Regions from separate parts of the Homo sapiens genome. Here region 2 is linked to region 1. A link is a contact called in ENCODE Hi-C or POLR2A ChIA-PET data. All regions are on one chromosome and are shown on one strand. The core of a region is the stretch at or near the end of the contact, and the rest is flanking DNA. Distances in the headings are between cores, read along the strand shown.

Region 1 (5,017 bases), core at 1,127-3,626:
ACATCAGAAAAAATATCGTAGCATGATACAGTTGACTTGTTTTCAAAAGGCGTCCGCTGCTTAGGGACACACGTTTGTAGCAGAGGTGTAGACCCGTGCAGGGGAGTGGCAAACGCCCAGTTCCTGGGAGGGGTTACCTCTGGGGGACGCCAGGGTTGGGTCTGGGGAGGGACACACAGAGACACAGAGAGCTCATCTTGTCTTGGTTTTATTTCCTGTGTTACTTTTTTTTTTTTTTTTTTTGAGACGGAGTCTCGCTTTGTCACCCAGGCTGAAGTGCAGTGGCGTGATCTTGGCTCACTGCAACCTCTGCCTCCCAGGTTCAAGTGATTCTCCTGCCTCAGCCTCCTCAGTAGCTGGGATTACAGGCGGCCACCACCATGCCTGGCTATATTTTTGTATTTTTAGTAGAGACCAGGTTTCACCATGTTGGGCAGGCTGGTCTCACACTCCTGACCTCAGGTAATCCACCCACCTCAGCCTCCCAAAGTGCTGGGATTACAGGCGGGAGCCACCGTGGCTGGCCACTTTTTTTTTTTTCTTTTTTAGAGATAGGGCCTCTCTCTGTCACCAAGGCTGGTGTCCAGTGGCATAATCATAACGTCAAACTCCTGGGCTCAAGTGATTCTCTTGCCTCAGCTTCCCAAGTAGCTGGGATTACAGGTGCACACACCATGCCTGGCTATTTTTAATTTTTTTTTTCTTTTGAGACAGAGTCTCGCTGTGTAGCCCAGGCTGGAGTGCGATGGTGTGATCTTGGCTCACTGCAACCTCCGCCTCCCGGGTTCAAGTGATTCTCCTGCCTCAGCCTCCTGAGTAGCTGGGACTACAAGCAGATGCCACCATGACCGGCTAATTTTTTGTATTTTTTTAGTAGAGATGGGGTTTCACCGTGTTAGCCAGGATGGTCTCAATCTCCTGACCTGATGATCCACTCGCCTCGGCCTCCCAAAGTGCTGGGATTACAGGCATGATCCACCGCACTGGGCCTATTTTTTAAATTTTTTGTAAAGACAGGGTCTCACTGTGTTGCCCAGGCTGGCCTGGAAGTCCTGACCTCAAGTGATTCTCCCAGCTTGGCCTCCCGAAGTGCTGGGATTATAGGCACTGCACCCTGCCCTGCCTGTGTTACTTAAACTGGGTTGTGCTTCATAGGTTTTTCTTACATTATGAATACTGAATGCTAAATACTTGCATGCCTGAAGTATTTCAGATTTTTTTTTTTGAGATGGAGTCTTGCTCTGTTGCCCAGGCTGAAGTGCAGTGGCGGCACAATCTTGGCTCACTGCAGCCTCCGCCTCCTGGGTTCAAGCTGTTCTCCTGTCTCAGCCTCCCAAGTAGCTGGAATTACAGGTGTGCACCACCATGCCCAGCCAATTTTTTTTTTCATAGACACAGGGTTTCACCATGTTGGCCAGGCTGGTCTCAAACTCTTTTTTTTTTTTTTTTTTGAGACGGTGTTTCACTCTTGTCGCCCAGACTGGAGTACAATGGTGCAATCTTGGCTCACTGTGACCTCCACTTCCTGCATTCAAGCGATTCTCCTGCCTCCACGTCCAGCTAATTTTTGTATTTTTTAGTAGAGACAGGGTTCCATCATGTTGGCCAGGCTGGTCTCGAACTTCTGACCTCAGGTGATCCACCTGCCTCGGCCTCTCCAAGTGTTGGGATTACAGGTGTGAGCCACCACTCCAGGCCAAGGTCTCAAACTCTTGACCTCAAGTGATCTGCCCACCTCTGCCTCCTAGAGTGCAGAATTTTAAAAAAGTGCAATTGCCAGCTGGGCGCGGTGGCTCACGCCTGTAATCCCAACACTTTGGGAGGCTGAGGCGGGCGGATCAGAAGGTCAGGAGATCAAAACCATCCTGGCTAACACAGTGAAACCCCGTCTCTACTAAAAATACAAAAATTAGCCGGGCATGGCGGCGTGTGCCTGTAGTCCCAGCTGCTGGGGAGGCTGAGGCAGAATGGCGTGAACCCAGGAGATGGGAAAAGGGCAATTCCCATCCACGCAGAAGAGCCTGGGCCTCAAGAGTCCAGGATTCTTTTACAACTCAGCTCTGCCAACTGACTGGTCATCTGAAACTCAGTTTTTTCTCCTATAACATGGGTACAAACCCCCCACTTGATAAGACTGCAAGAATATTCTGCAGTGCATTTGGCACAGTATCTAGGACAGTTCTGTAGCCCTGGGAACCAGGACCCCAGGTGTTCTGCTGGGGTCACTAGCCCCTCTGCACTTCAATTCCCCGTTACAACCCCCTCCCAGGAATAAGCCTGGCTCCAGACCTGGAAGCCCTAGGAATTCACCTTCAAGAGCCTTCGGTGGCTGAGCTTCTTTCTAGGCCCTCTACTGCTCCCCAGTGGCTGGAGCGGCGCGGCTGCGGGATTGCAGGCCTGCTCGGGACACCTAGACCTTGCTTCCTACCTGGGAAGCGCAATGCCTGCTGCTGTGCAAACCGGACGCTTGGCATTGAGTTCTCATGTCAGCTCTGGGAAATGTTTTCATTAATGGCCAAAAGAGGAAACTAGAGCCCAGAATGGGGAGTGACTGGCCTGCAGCTAGAGTGCAACCCTTTGGGCCTCTTTTCTGAGGCACAGAGCCCTTGGAGTGGCTAGGTCCAGGCTGCAGCTGGGTTGCTTGGGTTCATATGATGGCTCCAGCTGTGGGATATCTGGCAAGTTACCCAGCCTATGGCTTACTTTACCTACCTCCAAAGCACTTTTCGGCACTTACTTCACAGAGTTGCTGAGTGTAAACAACGGTGCTTTTAACATTTTTATTGATTCTTTTTTTGAAATGGAGTCTCGCTCTGTTGCCCAGGCTGGATTGCAATTGCTCGATCTCAACCCACTGCAACCTCCGCCTCCGGGGTTCGAGCGATTCTTCTGCCTCAGCCTCCTGAGTAGCTGGGATTACAGGTGCGCGCCACCATGCCCAACTAATTTTGGTATTTTTAGAGACAGGGTTTCTCCATGTTGGTCAGGCTGTTCTCAAGCTCCCAACCTCAGGTGATCAGCCCGTCTCGGCCTCCCAAAGTGTTGAGATTACAGGTGTGAGCCACTGTGCCTGGCCGATACTTCTTAAACTCTTACGCCTTACGTTTGGGGACTGCCAACTGAACTGTCCAGCAGCAGAGCTACTCAGAGCCAAGGCTCTCCACGGCATCTTGTCCAGTCTCTCAGGAGTTAGCAGGCTTACACACGAGGAGACGAAGGCTCAGAGGATAAGGTGCACAGGGTTACGTGGGATTAGGGGCAGAGTTGTGATTTAAACTCTAGTTTGAACTTCAAAACCCAGGCTCGCCCCTTTCCAGGAAATGGGTCAGATCCCAGGAATAATTTGGACAGGGGAATCCTGGGAGATATTGGCCAAACCAGTTTAGTCTTCCCAACTGGGAGGGACATCTGGTCACAGCGGGCCCTAAGTTTCTTTCCTGGCTTGCCCCTCCAGGGGTCGGACAGCTGCCCACTGGGTGCTATTTGGATCTCCCAGCCTGACCAGGTGCCCAATCATGGGCGGAGGCCACATCCCACTTGCCGTGCACGACTGCAAAGGTTGTGCAGCCCGTGTGTGGCCGCCCTGGTAATTCAACTTCTGCACAGGGATCTGCTTCCACCGACTTCCTGCCACTGCCACTCAGCGGGCCCAAGACCGCTCAGATGCAGAGTGAAGGCTCAAGGACCATTCAGCCTGTGCAGGCCCCAGGCCCAGGAAAGTTAGTGTGTAGGCAGCACAGGTCAGTTTGCGGTGGAGGCTCCCTGGTGGTCTGTCCTTTTCTACCTTCCAGGGAAGAGCATGAACCCTGGGCCCTCTTGCTTTACTCCAGCGGAAGCCACCTCTGCAGCCCAGGCCCAGCTGAGGTCACAGCTCACAGCCATCCTTTCGTTTCTCACTTTCTGACAATTGCAAAGACAGGATGTGGGGGAGTGAGCCACAAGGGCCCCTGGGTCCTTCCTCCAAACCCAGATGGGAACTGTTTGACCTGGGAAGGCCCGACTGGCTGCCGGGTAAACAGCCACCCAATCACCCTGGGCCCCCTCACCCAAGGGAAGGGAGGAAGCGCCTCTTCCTCATGCCCCTGAAGAACAATCAAGAGACCCAAACCAGACCAGGCACAGTGGCTCACACTTGTAATCCCAGCACTTTGGGAGGCTGAGGCAGGAGAATCATTTGAACCCAGAAGGCGGAGATTGCAGTGAGCTGAGATGGCGCCACTGCACTCCAGCCTGGGCGACAGAGCAAGAGACTCAAAAAAGAGACCCAGACCAGGATTACGAATGAGGCAATTTATTAACCCAGCATGGTTTGTTCTAATGCTTCTTGTTGGCAGCTGCCACCTGTGGGAAAAGATGGAAGAATAAAAGTTAGTCAAGGGGGTCTCTGCTGGGGCACTTTGTAACAGCTACCTAACTACCCACCACAGGTGGGCACCCCGATTTGTGGTTTCAAATGCATCTATCTCATCTAATTCTCACTGTGGGTATTCCCCCATTTCACAGACGTGGAAACTGAGTCTCAAGGGAGTGGCCAGGCACAGTGGCTCACACCTTTAATCCCAGCACTCTGGAAGGCCGAGGCAGGTGGATCACCTGAGGTCAAGAGTTCGAGACCAGCCTGACCAATATGGTGAAACCCTGTCTCTACTAAAAATATAAAAACTAGCCAGGTGTGGTGGTGTGTGCCTGTAGTCCCAGCTACTCGGGAAGCTGAGATAGGAGAATTGCTTGAACCCAGGTGGCAGAGGTTGCAGTGAGCTGACATTGCACCACTGCACTCCAGCCTGGGCGACAGAGCAAGACTCTGTCTCAAAAAAAAAAAAAAAAAAAAAAAAAAAAAAAGGAAGGGAGTGGCGGAGTGGAGTCCAAATTCCGCCCACTGCCATGTGAGAAGGCCAACATCCAACCACCAGCAATGATGTGTGCGCCAAGCCCCACTCTGCCTGGAAGAGCTTTCTCCTTCCAGACCACCCCCAACTCCTAGAGGGCTGACACTTTCCATTCTTTTGTGACACTT
Region 2 (5,017 bases), core at 846-3,345, 220 kb before region 1:
ATGAGATAGGGTCTATTATTATCCCCATTTTCCAGACAAGGGATCTGAAGGTCAGAGAGGTTAAGGCACTCACCCAAGGGCACCACTGGGATGAGACAGAGCCAGGAGTTTCTACCCCAGCAGTCTGGCTGAGTCTGGGCCCTCAGCCCCTGCCAGGTTGCCCATCCCTCAGATGTGGCAGTGTGCCTGGCACCCTTCGCCCCTCCCCAGCCCCTAGAGGGAGCCATAGGGCTTTGTCTCCTGGGCACCCCCGTTTCTAGTCGGTAAAAAAGTGGTTCAGGGCAGGGAGTGTAGAGTGCCAGGGCTCAGCAGGAAGCACCTGCTCTGACTTCCATTGTTATGACAGGGGTCACCATGGCAGAGGCACAGGGAAATGACTCTGGGAAGAGAGGGCAGGGAGGTCTAAGGCTGTTCTGACTGAGGAGATGCTGCGTGAGCTGGGCGGGAGGACAAGTAGGAGCTGACCCCAGGTTCCTCAGTGGGGGACGAGTGGAAGCTGAAGACCCCATCTTTCTGTCTCTCTCTGGCAGTTACTACCTTATCCTCAGCTGTGGGGACGCTCCACCCCAGCCGGACAGCTGGAGGGGGTGGGGGCGGGGGCGGGGCTGCGCCCCCCCTCAATTCCATCCCCTCTGTCACTCCCCCACCCCCGGCCACCACCAACAGCACAAACCCCAGCCCTCAAGGCAGCCACTCGGCTATCGGCTTGTCAGGCCTGAACCCCAGCACGGGGTAAGTGGGTGCACGTGGGAAGCTGTGGGGAGAAGCAGGGTCGCTGCTGCTTCTAGGGTGGGGAGCGGCACCCCAGTTATGTTGGCAGGTCCCTGCCCCTGCTAATGCCTCTGCTTTGCCTCTTGCAGAAGCACAATGGTGGGGTTGAGCTCCGGGCTGAGTCCAGCCCTCATGAGCAACAACCCTTTGGCCACTATCCAAGGTGCGTGCTGCCTCATGTCACACCCATCGTCACCAGCCCTATCCTCTGGGGCCTCGAGCCCTGCCATTGCTGCTCCAGCCATGCCATCCTGCCCCTGCTCACTGCATTGCTTGCCTCTTCATACCCATCTCACCTTTGGGGAAGGTGTGAGGGGTGCTGATGGGGGTCAGTGGGACCGATGGGGAGATGGGGGGCACTCTGGGCAGGATGCTGGAAGGCAAAGGTCTCCCCTGGCCCGGCATGCCCTTAGCCCAGCCTCTCTCTCTCCCCGCCAGCCCTGGCCTCTGGTGGAACCCTGCCCCTTACCAGCCTTGATGGCAGCGGGAATCTGGTGCTGGGGGCAGCCGGTGCAGCCCCGGGGAGCCCTGGCCTGGTGACCTCGCCGCTCTTCTTGAATCATGCTGGGCTGCCCCTGCTCAGCACCCCGCCTGGTGTGGGCCTGGTCTCAGCAGCGGCTGCGGCTGTGGCAGCCTCCATCTCCAGCAAGTCTCCTGGCCTCTCCTCCTCATCCTCTTCATCCTCATCCTCCTCCTCCTCCACTTGCAGCGAGACGGCAGCACAGACCCCTGGAGGTCCAGGGGGGCCCGAGGCAGGGTCCAAACCTGAGTGAGGGCCAGCCATGCCTCCCCTCCCATTCCTCTGGTCCCTGCCTTGGTCCCTTGCCTGGGAAGAGGGCGAGGAGGCCAGTGGTGGGGACGCAGAGGGTCCTCAGAGCAGGAGTGACAAGGGAGGAAAGACCAAAAAAACAACCAACCAAAAAAAAAAAAAAAAAGGAAAGAAACTAACCAACAAAAGAGAAAACCAAAAATAATCACAACAGAAACCAGCTGCCCCAAAGGAACCAGAGGTGAAAAACAAACAAAAAAAAACCAAAAACAAACCAAAAAAAAAAAAAACCCACAAAATCAAACAAACCAAAAAACCAGTCGCGAGCCAGACCTCAGCGTGCTCACCCTCACTGCTACGACGCCAAATAAAAACCCCAGCCAGGGGCGGAGAAGCCTCCAGCAGGTCAGACCTCATGCCACCGAGCCCTGGCTGTGGGACCAACCCCCAACCCTGCCTCCCCCGTGGGGGCTACAGAAGGAAAAAGAGAAGATGCCAGCTTCCTAATCCCAGCCCCCAGCCCTGGGCCAGCGAAGACAGGGCACAGCCTGGGCAGATGGGCTGGGGCTTAGCACCACCCACCAAATGTTCTTTTCCAGAAGGTGAAAGAGAAAGGGCCTGAACAACCTTACACCAAATATTCAGTAGCTTCATCCAAAGGATGTACAGAATTTTTAGCATTGTGCTCAACAGAATGTGTCCCTACCATGTGTCCCCTTCTCCCCTGGCCCCCAGCTCTCCCCACCTGGGCAGGGGGTCTTGCTTTAACCTCCTCCCTCCCCCCAGCAGGGGAGAGTTCAAGGGAAGGCCTGCGGACAACTTTTCATCCCCTGTTCCTCCCTCTTTTCCCCTTTGAAGGGTGGGCTAGGCCATTTTGCCAAGTTCTAGCTCTCACAAGTCCCTCCTCAACCCTGTCACCCTCCTCTGCTCTGGAACTGACTCCCTCCCCAGCCTATGGGAAGGTGGAAATTTCAGGCAAGAGGGGATGAAGACATTCAGTTGAGGGCATTCAGTTGTCTTTTTCCATCCTGTCTGTTTCCCTGAAAAAAAAAAAAATTCATATTCCAGTGCCTATCCGTGGGATCCTTCACGTTCTTTGACATTAACCAGAAACCAAAAAGAGAACTCACCTCGCTTTTCCCACCCTGTGCCCCTCTGGTACTGGCGAATGCCTCTCCCTCCCCCCACATGCACGCACGCACACACCCCAGTGGTGGGGTTCCTCGAGATGGCATCCCCATCAGGGTCCATGTGGTGGGGACAGTGCCACAGCCTGTGGTCCCCATCTGAGAGGGCGCGGTGGTGGCCACCACTCCCACAAGACCTCCACAACTCTTGGCTGGACCCTGTGTTTGACCAGCCCCGGACACGTCTCCACTGACGACGGACAGAGGAGAGACACCACTGGGAGCCACCCTGCCCTCCTGCTATTGTGGAGGCCAACAAAGTTTTGAACCGAAAACCAAAAAAACAGAAACAAACAAACAATAAATTTAAACTAGAAAAAAAATTTATATATATATATAAACATATATATATATATATATATAAAAGGGAAAGAAGATGAGGACTCTTCAAGAATAAGATGGAACCGCGAGGCGGAGCCAAGCCCCTGCACCGGTGGTCCAGGCCCTTGTTCCCCAAGGCGGATGGAAGGACGGATGCTTCTTTCTCTTCACAAATACCTCATGGACGTTGTCTTTGGGAAAGCCGGAGGGGGCGGCTGGGGCAGGGCCTGTCCCTCGGCCAGGGCAGATGGAAGCGGGTGGGCGGGGCTGAGAGAGGGTATCAGGGACAGGGGTGAAGAGCCCCAAACTCCCCTCCCAAATCAACTGAAAAAGCTTTAAAAAAAGACAGGAAAAAAAGGAGTAAGAAAGCAAAAAGAACAGATGAAGGAAAACTTAACAACTTTTGGGTGGTTTGATTCCTCCTTTGATTTCTTTTTCGGTTCTCTTTTGTCTGACCTCTCTCCTCCCCTCCTTCCTCTCTCCTCCCCTCCTTCCTCTCTCCTCTCCTCCTTCCTGTCTCCTCTCTCTCCCTTTGCTCTCCTCTCTTCTCTCTCAATCTTGTTCTTTCTGTGTCTCTCCTCAAACCAAAGTGTTGCAGTGAAGGACACGAGCCATTGAAATCAGGGTGGGGCCTGACAGCCGTAGTGTGGCCCCTGCCCCTTGTTGGGCAGGAGCAGAGAGAGAGGAGAGCCCTGAGACCGCAGGGCTTTGGCCTGGGCAGCTTCCACTTTCTGCCGGACACTCTGAGGAGAGGCAGATGGAGCTCCAGGCCTCAGCGTTCTCTTTTTTCCTTGTCTCCCTTCTCCCACCCGGGAAATGAAACTGTTGGGCTGGGCGACGGAGGCAGCAGAGACTCGGCCATTGCAGGGGCCTCTGGGTGCCTTGTCCGGGCAGTGGTGAAGTAGCCGCCCCTCCCACCCCGGCACGATGGGGCCTGGCACCTCGTCTACCCAACCTCACCGGAATGTAAGCATCTCCGCTGAACGACTCCCTGCCCTTACCCTACCTCTGAGTTTGTCCATGTTTATTTCCTGAAGAGAGAAGGGACTGGCAAGAGGGCTTGGGCCCCAGCCCAAGGGTGGAGAGGGGGCCAAGGGCTCCTGACCAAATAGGAAGGACATTTGAGCAGAGCAAAATGAAAGGAATTACAACCAAAAACCCCCTCCGAGAAGACAGGCAGCATGGAAGGCATGGTGGAGATGACTCAAACAAAAACTATGATTCTAGACCAAAAAGGAAAAAAAAAAAAAAAAAAGGAAAGAAAATCCAGGACTCACCACCACCCACTTCATCCTGCTTCCTCCCCATCAAGTCCCACCACCTGGGACCTCTCCCCACCCCAGTATGTGGGAGTGGGGTAAAGAGGAGAGGAGGAGCAGGGGGCAGGGATGGGGCAGATGCCCTGATGTTGGTGGAGGGACCCCTGTGCAGCCGGGGGTGCTGGGGACCCTCCCCATCCAACCCTCACACCTAGGAAAAGAAAAACAAGAAAAAAAAATTCCTGGGAGGGGGAAAAATAACCAAATCCCAAGCTTTAACTACAGCTGTGAAACCAAATATTGGGAAGGGGGTAGGAGGGAGGGAGGGGCAGGTGAGCCCCAGGTCTCCCCCTGGGCCCCCCTCCCCTGAGGACTCGAGATAAGGCACCAAATACCTCATAGAACTTTAATGTTAAAAAAAGGAAACCAAATATCGTTGGCTGGGGGCCAGCCAGGGCAAGGGGCTGGGGGGCTGGAGGGAGCCAGGGTTGGGAAGGTGATGGGGGAATTCATGCCCCCCACCCCCATCTGCCCCTTACACTCTGGTCCCCCGTCTCGACTCCGGGAAACAAAACTATCTCATCGTTTTTATTTTGTGGTCTGTACAGAGCCTGTGTCCGTGTGTCTGTGTATGAGCGAGAGAGTTGGAGGGCTGGGGAGCTTTATGTGGGGGATGGGGAGGGCAACCCCAGGCTAGGCTATGGGCTAGG

The links. Hi-C counts contacts between places; a loop is a spot of excess contacts on that map. ChIA-PET counts read pairs that join two places held with the same protein, here RNA polymerase II (POLR2A). Pooled maps may share reads with other maps.
Region 2: a pooled map shows a loop between it and region 1 (9-fold over the local background). The contact joins two enhancer-like sites. A Hi-C loop is called at or near these places in 1 of 37 single-sample maps with no recorded cell type and 4 of 50 pooled maps. POLR2A ChIA-PET finds 5 or more read pairs at or near these places in 9 of 52 experiments (AG04449, B cell, H1 and 6 more).

The regions. Positions count from the first base shown.
Region 1 is chr19:41,870,675-41,875,691 of GRCh38, reverse strand. RPS19 (ribosomal protein S19) reads right to left here. Exons shown (of 6, transcript NM_001022.4): 6 at 2,767-4,341. The coding sequence ends at 4,315. Among named protein-coding and RNA genes, the nearest start is that of MIR6797, 3.6 kb to the right of the region's middle. RefSeq lists enhancers at 2,084-2,333, 3,647-3,906, 4,147-4,216. Within about 2 kb of position 2,376, at least 14 of the 41 ENCODE cell types and tissues checked have a DNase peak (open chromatin) inside an H3K27ac peak, as active enhancers do; they include B cell, where a contact is called at or near this core.
Region 2 is chr19:42,087,784-42,092,800 of GRCh38, reverse strand. It overlaps POU2F2 (POU class 2 homeobox 2), which reads left to right. Exons shown (of 15, transcript NM_001394376.1): 13 at 531-732; 14 at 861-934; 15 at 1,210-5,017. The coding sequence ends at 1,544. Among named protein-coding and RNA genes, the nearest start is that of ZNF574, 14 kb to the right of the region's middle. Within about 2 kb of position 2,095, at least 3 of the 41 ENCODE cell types and tissues checked have a DNase peak (open chromatin) inside an H3K27ac peak, as active enhancers do; they include B cell, where a contact is called at or near this core.